3 separate regions of the Homo sapiens genome follow, and all the other regions are linked to region 1. A link is a loop called in an ENCODE intact Hi-C map of the cell type or tissue named here. Cell type or tissue: mammary epithelial cell. All regions are shown on one strand.

Evidence for each region. Hi-C counts contacts between places; a loop is a spot of excess contacts. Peaks named below come from ENCODE experiments on the same cell type or tissue, not always from the same donor. Only the 100,000 strongest peaks of a DNase experiment are listed, where the experiment ranks them.
Region 2: it touches region 1 in a loop (9-fold over the local background); 3 of 110 quality-filtered maps call a loop at or near these places.
Region 3: a loop joins it to region 1, with 6 times the contacts of the local background. A loop is called at or near these places in 21 of 110 quality-filtered maps.

The regions. Positions count from the first base shown.
Region 1 is chr17:970,802-974,801 of GRCh38, reverse strand. All of the region lies in intron 1 of NXN (nucleoredoxin), which reads left to right. Among named protein-coding and RNA genes, the nearest start is that of NXN, 7.0 kb to the left of the region's middle. RefSeq lists enhancers at 1,370-1,869, 1,870-2,371. In mammary epithelial cell, no CTCF peak of the experiment used is centred here; a DNase peak (open chromatin) is centred at 1,571; H3K27ac peaks cover 2,573 bases.
Region 2 is chr17:833,939-837,938 of GRCh38, reverse strand. The region is part of intron 1 of NXN (nucleoredoxin); the gene reads left to right. Among named protein-coding and RNA genes, the nearest start is that of MRM3, 54 kb to the right of the region's middle. RefSeq lists an enhancer at 3,657-4,000. In mammary epithelial cell, no CTCF peak of the experiment used is centred here; a DNase peak (open chromatin) is centred at 2,498; H3K27ac peaks cover 811 bases.
Region 3 is chr17:902,380-906,379 of GRCh38, reverse strand. The region is part of intron 1 of NXN (nucleoredoxin); the gene reads left to right. Among named protein-coding and RNA genes, the nearest start is that of NXN, 75 kb to the left of the region's middle. In mammary epithelial cell, no CTCF peak of the experiment used is centred here; a DNase peak (open chromatin) is centred at 2,259; H3K27ac peaks cover 3,248 bases.

The sequences.
Region 1 (4,000 bases):
AGAGCAATGTTCCTTGAGAGGCTTTTTCTTGTTCCATCATTTGTAATATATTTTTTAATCTCTTTGTTTTTTCTCTGCATAATAAGGCAGTCTAATACATGGCTAAAAATATAGAGTCTTTTGTCCTTCTGCTTGAGTTCACGCCCCCGCTCTGCCGTTTATTAGCTGTGTGTCCTTGTGCAAGGCGCTGTACATCTCTGTACCACACGTTCCTTTTCCATTTGTGATAACAGCACCTGCCTTATTGTGTAAAGGCTACGCGAGATAATATACACGTGCCTGGCATGTGGTGAGTGCTCAATAAATGCTATTATTGTGTTTAGATAAATGATCATTAAGTTTAGTCATTCATTTCATAGCTTGAGCCTTGGGAATCTATCACATTACTGAACTGTAAAACGGTTATGAGGTATATCCATATATCTATATATATATATCTATATACTTTTTTGAGATGGAGTCTCGCTCTGTCACCCAGGCTGGAGTGCAGTGGTGCGATCTCGGCTCACTGCAAGCTCCGCCTCCCGGGTTCACGCCATGCTCCTGCCTCAGCCTCCTGAGTAGCTGGGACTACAGGCGCCCACCACCACGCCTGGCTAATTTTTTTTGTATTTTTAGTAGAGACGGGGTTTCACTGTGTTAGCCAGGATGGTCTCGATCTCCCGACCTCGTGATCCGCCCAGCTCAGCCTCCCAAAGTGCTGGGATTACAGGCATGAGCCACCGCGCCCGGCATGAGGTATATTTTTAAACTTTTCAAACCAATGACTTTTACAAGCATACAAGGGGATTTGATGAAGGTGTCAAAAAAATTGCCCTACAATGGCCGGGCACTGTGGCTCACGCCTGTCATCCCAGCACTTTGGGAGGCCGAGGTGGGTGGGTCACTTGAGGTCAGGAGTTCAAGACCAGCCTGGCCAACATGGTGAAACCCCATCTCTACTAAAAATACAAAATTAACCAGGTGTGGTGGTACACACCTGTACTCCCAGCTACTCGGGAGGCTGAGGCAGGAGAATCGCTTGAACCCGAGAGGTGGAGTTGGCAGTGAGCTGAGATCGGGCCACGGCACTCCAGCCTGGGTGACAGAGCAAGACTCCGTCTTGGAAAAAAAAAATTAAATAAAAAAAATTGCCCCATAAGAGATTATAACTGCGAAGAAAGACCTAGAAGAATGAAACAACAAATACAGTGCCTTAAAGTCCCGGGATATTACTGATACTTACTGAGCTCTGTATTTCTATCTGCCAATGACGCTCCAGACTGCTGCTGATCGACGAAGCCTGGGAAAGATTTAAGTTACTATTAAGTTACCCTTTCAGTCACCCTTGTAACTTAAAGATGATCAGGCACTCTTCTTGAGAGAAATTACGCACAAAGCAATCATTTTGTGGTTTCCCAAAGCTATTAGGTGTGTCTTCCGCTGACCCTGTTTGCTTAACTCTGGGCGGTGTAGAGGTTGAAAGACTGCTGTTTCGCGTGGGAAATGGAGGGTGCTCATCTCTGGAGCTGTAGAAACGCCACCTCTAGCGTGGACCTGCCTCCCGTCCCAGCTCTGGAATGCTGCGGGATGGGTTTGCTCAGACATGTAGGCATTGCTGGTTTGGTACTCATCTCCCAGTTAGCAGCTCAGGCCTGCCTCTGAGTAGCCGTCCACAGCTCTTGCTGATCGATTTGTCTTCTGACACGGGTTGGAATGTGAGCTAGAGCACAGAGGCAAGCCCTGGAAGTTAGGGTCACTGATTTGATTCTACCTTTTTTTTTTTTTTTTTGAGACGCAGTCTCGCTCTGTCGCCCAGGCTGGAGTGCAGTGGAGCGATCTGGGCTCACCGCAATCTCCGCCTCCCGGGTTCCTGCCATTCTCCTGCCTCAGCCTCCCGAGTAGCTGGGACTACAGGGGCCCGTCACCACCCCTGGCTAATTTTTTGTATTATTAGTAGAGACGGGGTTTCACCGTGTTAGCCATGATGGTCTCGATCTCCTGACCTCGTGATCCACCCGCGTCAGCCTCCCAAAGTGCTGGGATTACAGGCGTGAGCCACCGCACCCGGCCCTGATTCTACGTTTTAAAATATTCCTACCTTTTGTTGGGAAGGTGTTGTAATGTGCACACACATTTGAGAAAACAGGCTTTGTGCACAGCTGGGGTCGGGGTTGAACAAACCCCTTGGGGATCTTCCTTTTTCCTGACAGTGATCAGGGTTCCAGGGCTCCAGCTCGTCCCGTTGTGAACTAGGTGGGATCCTTCCTGCATGATTTCATTTTGGCCAGGAGAGCACAGGCTTGGCATAGGATGTGTTTTCTTTCCTTTTTTTCTTTTTCTTTTTTTTCAGATGGAGTCTCGCTCTGCCAGGCTGGAGAGCAGTGGCGCGATCTCGGCTCACTGCAACCTCCGCCTCCTGGGTTCAAGCGATTCTCCTGCCTCAGCCTCCCGAGTAGCTGGGATTACAGGCGCCAGCCACCACGCCTGGCTAAGTTTTGTATTTTTTAAATTTTTTTTGAGATGGAGTTTTGTTCTTGTTGCCCAGGCTGGAGTGCAATGACACCATCTCAGCTCACCGTGACCTCTGCCTTCTGGGTTCAAGCAATTCTTCTGCTTCAGCCTCCCGAGTAGCTGGGATTATAGGCGCATGTGCCACCACGCCCGGCTAATTTTGTATTTTTAGTAGAGATGGGGTTTCACCATGTTGGTCTGGCTGGTCTCCAACTCCCAACCTTAGGTGGTCCGCCTGCCTTGGCCTCCCAAAGTGCTGGGCTTACGGGTGTGAGCCACCGTGACTGGCCAATTTTTATATTTTTAATAGAGACAGGGTTTCACCATGTTGGCCAGGCTGGTCTTGAACTCCTGACCTCAGGTGATCCACCCGCCTCGGCTTCCAAAGTGCTGGGATCACAGCGTGAGCTGCGGCGCCCGGCCAGGATGTGTTTTCTTTCTTCATGATCTGAATTCCCAGTGGTGCATGGTGTGAACCACCAAGGTGCTTAGTTTTCTGTGTTGCATTGAATTTACCGTTTATGCGTATTCCAAGACAATCAAGGAAAATCGCTATGAATTTGGAATCTTTGTGAATCCTGACTTTCTTTTTTTTTTTTGAGATGGAGTCTCGCTCTGTCACCCAGGCTGGAGTGCAGTGGCGCGATCTCGGCTGACTGCCAGCTCCGCCTTCCCGGTTCACGCCATTCTCCTGCCGCAGCCTCCCGAGGAGCTGGGACCACAGGTGCCCGCCCTCACGCCCGGCTAATTTTTTGTGTTTTTAGTAGAGACGGGGTTTCACCGTGTTAGCCAGGATGGTCTTGAACTCCTGACCTCATGATCCACCTGCCTCGGCCTCCCAAAGTGCTGGGATGACAGGCGTGAGCCACCGCGCTCGGTCTGTTTTTGTTTCTCAATGAGTGTTTTAAAGAGGACTAAATGAGCAAATGGATGTCACAGCTGGGTGAGTCCCAGCAGCTTCTTGTGCAACTGGATTGCCGTGTGATTCTGTGCTCAAAAATAGGAAAAAGCTTGACTCTCCATTTTTGAAATGTCAAATATCTGAGTCTATTAAAAGAGACTCGGCCACGCGCGGTGGCTCACGCCTGTAATCCCAGCACTGTGGGAAGCCGAGGTGGGCGGATCACCTGAGGTTGGGAGTTCTAGACCAACCTGACCAATGTGGAGAAACCCTGTCTCTACTTAAAATACAAAATTAGCCGGGTGTGGTGGTGCATGCCTGTAATCCGAGCTACTGAGGAGGCTGAGGCAGGAGAATCACTTGAACCCTGGAGGCGGAGGTTGCATTGAGCCGAGATCGCACCACTGTACTCCAGCCTGGGGAATAAGAGTGAAACTCCGTGTCAAAAAAAAAAAAAAAAAAGAGTCTCATATCTGCAGACCTGTCATGCCATGCTTTAATATTTCATTGTTTGCATTTCTCTAGCATCTTTCTTCCAAAGAACTCAAAATGCGTACATATTACGTCTTCCAGCAACTAGTAATCAGTAGATATTCACCGTTTTAA
Region 2 (4,000 bases), 140 kb after region 1:
GAACCTCACGCTCTTGCCATCCTTGGGGCATGCATAGGTCCTCTCTGTGAACCAGCTGAAAACATGTAGCATCAAAATGGCAGAGCCACCAGGAGGGTTTGGAATTCTCATAGGTTGGTGACGGCTCGGATCAGCCTGGCCCGGACCCCCGGCCCCTTTCCCTTGGTCACACGGGCTGGTCTGTTCTCTGCTTCAGCTCCAGGCGAAGGCAGAATGCGCAGGTGGGGAGGGTACAGGATCTAAGGCACCATCGGGCAAAGCGAGAGAAGCTCTGATCCCACCAGCGCTGGATTCGAATCATTTCTTCTGCCATTTCAGGAGCATTCTGGGCCCCCCAGGAACAAGGGGGAGCCGTGGTCATGAAAAAGCCATTAAGTAGCTGAGCTGGACTGATTAGGGGGCATCTGTTCTGGCTGACCTAGGACGGTGATTCCTCTCTCCCTTCCTCTGTTCATTTGTTGTTCATCTATCATTTATTGGACACATAATGTGCCCAGGCACTGCTCTTGGCCAGCAGGTATACTAGGCTCTGAGGATTGCAGTCATGGGCCAAATCACACACTGGGAATCATGCCTCAGGAGCAAGGGGATCCAAGACTGGGCCTTACCTCTGGGGATATGAGGACAAGGTCCTGCTGGAGCATTTAGAAGATGGCATGGGGGCTGAACACAGTGGCTTACACCTGTAGCCCCAGCACTTTGGGAGTCTGAGATGGGAGGAACGCTTGAGCTCAGGAGTTTGAGACCAGCCTGGGGCACATAGCGAGACGCTGTTGCCACAAAACATCAAAAAATTAGTGAGGCATGGTGGTGTGCGACCGTAGTCCCAGCTCCTCGGAGGCTGAGGTGGGGGGATCACGTGAGCCCGGGTGGTGGAGGCTGCAGTGAGCTATGATTGTGTCACTGCTCTCCAGCCTGGGCGACAGAGCAAGACTCTGGGTCTAGAAAATAATAATAATAATAATAATAATAATAGCAACTAAGCTAGGTGTGGTGGCTCACGCTTGTAATCCCAGCACTCTGGGAGGCTGAGGTGGGAGGATGGCTTGAGCCCGGGAGGTGGAGGCTGCAGTGAGCCATGATTTTGCCTGGGCCACAGAATGAGACCCATTGTCTGTGTCAGCGCCTTAGCTTAAAGCAACTAACACTTATTTCATACCTAATATTGGCCAGTCTTTATGCTAAGCGCTCTATGTAACTCATGTTCACAGCAGTTCAGTGAGGTGTAGGTTCTGTTATCTACATTTTGCAGCTGAGGAAGCCAAGAGACGGTGAGATACCTCACCAGGGTCACCCACTAATAAGCGGCTGGAACAGATGGAAGAGCCGGGCTCTGGAGCCGGAACCTGTGCTGAGTAACCTCAGTGTTCGTCCTGGTGTGACATTGGAGGCTGGGATGAGGGGGATTCCTGCTCTCAGTGTATATCATGGTGTTTGGTCATTTGGGGTTAGAAAGGGTGAGAGCACATTTAGGGCTCTGTTTTCAAATGCTGCTCACAGAAAGGATGGTTTTGATTGTGGTCGGCATTTGGCTGGAGGGCAGGGGTGACGTTTGCCCGAGAAGGCTTGGCTGACCTGGCCAAGGAGTTTGCGGATGAATCCTACATCTGCGTTGGCTTTGCCTTGATCCCACAGATTTGCAGCAGCTGTTGGAAAGAAAAGCTGAGGCTCCCCAGTCAAGAGCAAGACCTGGTCCTTAGCATGCGGGGGCAGATTCCATGTTGCTCTCGGGAACTGGGACTTCTCGGAAATCACCAGGCTGCATTTCCCTGCGGCCTCTGTGGGGGCTGATGAATCCCACCGGTGTTTTTCCCCTGCGGCCTCTGTGGGGGCTGACGAATCCCACCGGTGTTTTTTCCCCGCGGCCTCTGTGGGGGCTGACGAATCCCACCGGTGTTTTTCCCCTGCGGCCTCTGTGGGGGCTGACGAATCCCACCGGTGTTTTTTCCCTGCGGCCTCTATGAGGCTGACGAATCCCACCGGTGTTTTTCCCCTGCGGCCTCTATGAGGCTGACGAATCCCACCGGTGTTTTTCCCCTGCGGCCTCTGTGGGGGCTGACGAATCCCACCGGTGTTTTTTCCCTGCGGCCTCTATGAGGCTGACGAATCCCACCGGTGTTTTTCCCCTGCGGCCTCTATGAGGCTGACGAATCCCACCGGTGTTTTTCCCCTGCGGCCTCTGTGGGGGCTGACGAATCCCACCGGTGTTTTTTCCCTGCGGCCTCTATGAGGCTGACGAATCCCACCGGTGTTTCAGATTTGCTGGACTTTCTCGTTGGCATTTTTACCGTTTCCCGGTTCCCAGTCCCGTCCCTTTTGATATGTGTTTCATTGTTTTGTTGGTCACTGTAGAAGCGTTTCTGGCCTGCATTCCTAGGATAGTTCCAACCACAGCCTTGGAGTCTTTCAGCAGAACCCACTGCCAGGCGGAGCAGTGGGAACTTTCAAGTAACTGGATAACCCACTTTGTCATCCGTTTCCATTTTTGCCAAGTTGAGCTAATCTTGTCTCCTCTTTGTTTTTTTTCTTTGTTCTCTGTGGCCTGGCTTCTGAATTTGATGAACTAATCATAAACAGTAGAGTTGTAGGCGTTGGGGGTTTGCTATGACGTTTTCTTTTTTTTTTTTTTTTGAAACAGAGTCTCGGTCTGTCTTCCAGGCTGGAGTGCAGTGGCACGATCTCAGCTCACTGCAAGCTCCGCCTCCTGGGTTCACGCCATTCTCCTGCCTCAGCCTCCCGAGTAGCTGGGAGTACAGGCACCCGTCACCACACCCGGCTAATTTTTTGTATTTTTAGTAGAGACAGGGTTTCACCATGTTAGCCAGGATGGTCTCGATCTCCTGACCTTGTGATCCGCCCGCCTCGGCCTCCCAAAGTGCTGGGATTACGGGCGTGAGCCACCGCGCCAGGCCTGCTGTGACGTTTTCTGTTGGCATTGTGTGGCCTTTGGGTGGCTGTGGTAGAAGACCATTCAGCAAGGGATCATGAGAATGCACCCTGGGGCCAGGCGTGGTGGCTCACGCCTGTCATCTCAGCACTTTGGGAGGGTGAGGTCAGGAGTTTGAGACCAGCCCAGCCAACATGGTGAAACCCTGTCTCTACTAAAAGTACAAAAATTAGCCAGACACAGTGGCTCACACATGTAATCCCAGCACTTTGGGAGGCCAAGGCGGGCAGATCACTTGAGGTCAGGAGGTTCGAGACCAGCGTGCCCAACGTGGTGAAACCCCATCTCTACTAAAAATACAAAATTAGGTCGGGCGTGGTGGTGGGCGCCTGTAATCCCAGCACTTTGGGAGGCCAAGGTGGGCGGATCATAAGGTCAGGAGGTTTGAATCTCTACTAAAAATACAAAAATTAGCCAGGCATGGTGGTTGGTGCCTGTAATTCCAGCTACTCAGGAGGCTGAGGCAGGAGAATCACTTAAACCCAGGAGGTGGAGGTTGCAGTGAGCTGAGATCGCACCATTGCACTCCAGCCTGGGCAACAGAGCAAGACTAACAAAATGCACCCTGGGTGGATACGTTGCCAGGATGATCTCTAGACAGAGCAAACACTGGATGTAAAGTCATCTGGTCTTTCCCAGCTGCTGCAATGCCAGACAGTGCAGCCCTTTTGAGACAGGGTCTTGCCCCGTCACTCATGCTGGGGTGCAGTGACACGATCACAGCTCATCGTAGCCTTGACCTCCCATGCTCAAAGCATCCTCTTACCTCAGCCTCTTAAGCAGCTGGAGCTACAGGAGTGGCCACCACGCCTGGCTAATTTTTGTATTTTTTTGTGGAGTGATAGGGTTTTACCATGTTGTCCAGGCTGGTCTTGAACTCCTGGGCTCAAGCGATCCACCCGCCTCGTCCCCCCAGAGTGCTGGGATTCCAGGCGTGAGCCACCGCACCTGGCCCTGAGAAATGCTTTTTTAAAAAGGACAGTGAGTTCTCTCAGTCCTGGGTGGCTCTGATGTTCGCCATCCTGAAGGCATGAGCTCTGCCTGAGTTTAGGA
Region 3 (4,000 bases), 68 kb after region 1:
TTTTCTTTAAAAAAAAACTTTAAAAAACATGGTATTTATTTATTTATTAATTCCAGGCCAGTCATTCAAAAATACACAGTTTAGAAGTAAGTAGAACCCTGGACACTTCTTAACTATATGGTGCCACTTCCCAGAGCTGTGTGGTCCAGGGGCCGCCACTAGCTTCTCATGGCTGCGAAGCAGGTACCTGAGAATGAGGCAAGTCTACATCGAGATGCACTGAAGGTATAAAGTGCACCAGGCCCCTGAGACCCAGATACGATGAAAGGAATGTAATATGTCCTATTACTATTCGTTTATATTGATTACATTTCAACATGATCATGTTTCAGATGTATTGGGTTAAAATATATTAAGATTAACTTCACCTGTACCTTTTTACCTTTTTCTTTTTTTTTTTTTTGAGACAAGGTCTCACTCTGTAGTTCAGGCTGGAGTACAATGGCACGATTGTGGCTCACTGCGACCTCTGCCTCCTGGGCTCAAGCGATCCTCCCACCCCAACCTCCTGAGTAGCTGGGACCACAGGCACATGCCACCATGCCCAGCTAATTTTTAAATTTTTTGTAGAGATAGGGTCTCGCTTTGTTGCCCAGGCTGATCTCAAACTCCTGGGCTCAAGCAGTCCTCCCGCCTCAGCCTGTCAAAGTGCTGGGATTACAAGTGTGAGCCACCATGCCATGCCCAACCCTTTTTACCTTTCACTGTTAAGAAATTTAAGATGATACATGTGGCTTACATTATATTTCTATTGAACGGCACTGGCCTAGAACTATTTTCTGTGGTTTGCAATAGCATGATTTCTGTCTTGTATCGGTAACATGTCTCATATTTTACTACGTTCTAGCCTGTAAGAGCACCCCTCCATTTTGGGGCAGCAGGTTGCTTTAAACTTCCCTTTCTGTTTTGAAGACTGCTTTAAGAAACTTATACATTCTTTATTTCACTTTTTTTATTTTTAACCGACAGGATCTCGTTCTGTCACCTGGACTGGAGTGTGGTGGTGCATTCTTAGCTCACTGCAGCCTCTTAGCTCCTGGGCTCCAGGGATTTTCCCACCTCCTGAATAGCTGAAACTATGTGTGTGCATTACCATGCCCGGCATCTATATATATATATATATATTTACATTTACAGACAGGGTCTTGCTGTGTCGCCCAGCTGGTCTCGAACTCTTGGGCTCAAGCAGTCTGCCTGCTTCGGCATTCTAAAATACTGGGATTACAGGTATGAGCCACCACACCTGGCCTATTTTAGAATTTTAATATAATTCCAGTGATTTTAATGACATAGCCTTCCAGGTAAGTCTTGATTCATTGGCAGAGTGTATGTTTGGGGACTGTGTGTTAGATCCGTAGTTGTGGGTGTAGGAGTGTGAATGTGGCACACACGCTTGTGTGTGAAGAGGAGCAGAAGACGGGAAACAGACCTTGCAGGGGGCTTTGCCAAACCCTTCATGTCATACAGACTCTGCTTCTCTAAGGGTGAGGAGTAAAGATGTGTATTCTTCCCTTACCTGTAAAAAATACTGCCAAGGGCCGGGCATGGTGGCTCACGCCTGTCATCCCAGCACTTTGGGAGGCCGAGGTGGGCAGATCACCTGAGGTCAGGAGATCGAGACCAGCCTGGCCAAGATGGTGAAACCCCATCTCCACTAAAAATACAAAAATTAGCTGGATGTGATTGCATGCGCCTGTAATCCCAGCTACTCAGGAGACTGAGGCAGGAGAATCGCTTGAACCCGGGAGGCAGAGGTTGCAGTGAGCCGAGATGGCACCATTGCACCCCAGCCCGGGTGACAGAGTGAGGCTGTGTCTCAAAAACAAACAAGTAAACGAAAAAATACTGCCATGTGGGTGAGTTCCTGTTACTGATGGGAATGTGTTGGGTCAAAGTGGAGGGGAAAAATGCTGAAAATCACCACATCAGAGAGAGAGACTTTACAGCCCTCGGAAAAGAGGCCACTGGGAAAGGCTCTTGTTTTATAAGCTTTTTCCGACGTGTGCGTCCTTTCCTTTTGTCCTTCGTGGCCACGGGGCACCATAAAACTGGGGCCAGTCTGTCGGATGGAAGCCGGACGGCGTCCGACGTCCGGGCAGCCCGCAGGTCCCGCTCTCCGCAGCAAGGCCCGCTTACAACCTGGGAGTTTTGGAAGTCCGCTCGGCCAGCCCTTCCCCAGGCTTTGCTGGGGCTGCAGAAGAACTCTTAGGGCAGTCGACGCGGTGAGGCATGTACGGACAGAGTTTGGCCTTATTCAGTCTAATTATGAAAATTCTTGGCAGGAATTCTACATGAATCACCTCCAAAAAAATTTACGTTAAAGTTAATGCTACAAGTCTGACTTCAGCCCACAAAACTCAGAAAACTAGGTTCTGCGTCTACAAATGCAGCCTTAACTCCTCCTTGTCCACAGACTAGTGACTTTTACCACAAACAAGGGAGCGTGAATTTTGTTAGGAATCTGCCCGTGGGGGGTGAGGTTGGCTTCGGAGGGGGCCGCCCCAGTGGGGATTTGGTCTACCCTGAATGAAGGCAGGCGTCAGGCCCTTTGGCTGCGGTCATAATACGTTGTATGACTTCCGGCAGCTCCTTAGCCTCTCTGAACCTCAGTGTTCTATCTGGAAAATGGGGATAATAATACCTCAAAGGGTTGTCGTGGGTACTAAGTGAGCCCATATGTATAGAACTTGTAGCAGAGGCTGGGTGTCCTGGCTCACGCCTGGAATCCCAGCACTTTGGGAGGCTGAGGCAGGAGGATCACTTGAGCCCAGGAGTTTGAGACCAGCCTGTGCAACAAGGCAAAACACCGTCTTTACAAAAAATTTTAAAGTTAGCTGGGTGTGGTAGCGCACGCCTGTAGTCCCAGCTACTCAGGAGGTGGAGGTGGGAGAATCTGCTTGAGCCTGGGAGGCAGAGGTTGCAGTGAGCTGTGATCATACCACTGCACTCCAGCCTGGGTGACAGAGCGAGACCCTGTCTCAAAAAAAAAAGCATAGATCAAAAAACAGAGACTGGGCATGGTGGCGGGCGCCTGTAATCCCAGCTACTTGGGAGGCTGAGGCAGGAGAATCGTTTGAACACTGGAAGAGGAGGTTGCAGTGAGCCAAGATGGCACCACTGCACTCCAGCCTGGGTGACCGAGTGAGACTCTGTCTCAAAACAAAAACAAAAAAACAAAAAAACTTGTAGCAGAATTGAAGAGGTGAGCACGTCATAACTGTTAGCTGCTTTTATTATTGTTGTTATTATAGTTATACATTGTGTTCAATATTGTGGGTACCAGGGTGGTCGATGAAATGATGGGAGGGGAGGCTGGGTGCGGTGGCTCAGCCTGTAATTCCAGCTCTTTGGGAGGCCGAGGTGGGCGGATCACCTGAGTTCGGGAGTTCGAGACCAACCTGACCAACATGGAGAAAGCCCATCTCTACTAAAAATATAAAAAATTAGCCAGACGTGATGGTGCATCCCAGCTACCTGGGAAGCTGAGGCAGGAGAATCGCTTGAACCCGGGAGGCGGAGGTTATAGTGAGCTGAGATCGCGCCATTGCACTCCAGCCTGGGTGATGAGCGAAAGTCAGTCTTAAAAAAAAAAAAAAAGAATGATGGGCAGAGGCCATTGTGTTGTGTTAAAATAGTGTGAGTACCAGGGTGGTGGATGGAATGATGGGAGGGGCTGATGATGGGAGGGGCTGATGATGGGAGGGGCTGTCGTGGTGCTTGTTCTGTGTGACTCTTACCTTTTTTCCTCACGTCTCCTTCGTAAACAGGTTTGGAGGGAAGAAAGTAAGTCCTAGAAAGCCAGTGGCATTGCCACTGAGTGACAGTTGCCTTTAAAAAGCTTTCTCTGCTCACCTTTTGGGGGAGGGGACAGGGCAGGACGGCCCAGTGAGGCAGCATCTTTTCTTGTGTCGCCTTTTTCTCTCCACTGCCTTCTCCCTAGTAAATCTGTTTCTGCCTCGATGTAGATGTCCCGAGGACCTTCACCGTGATTTTCAGGTTC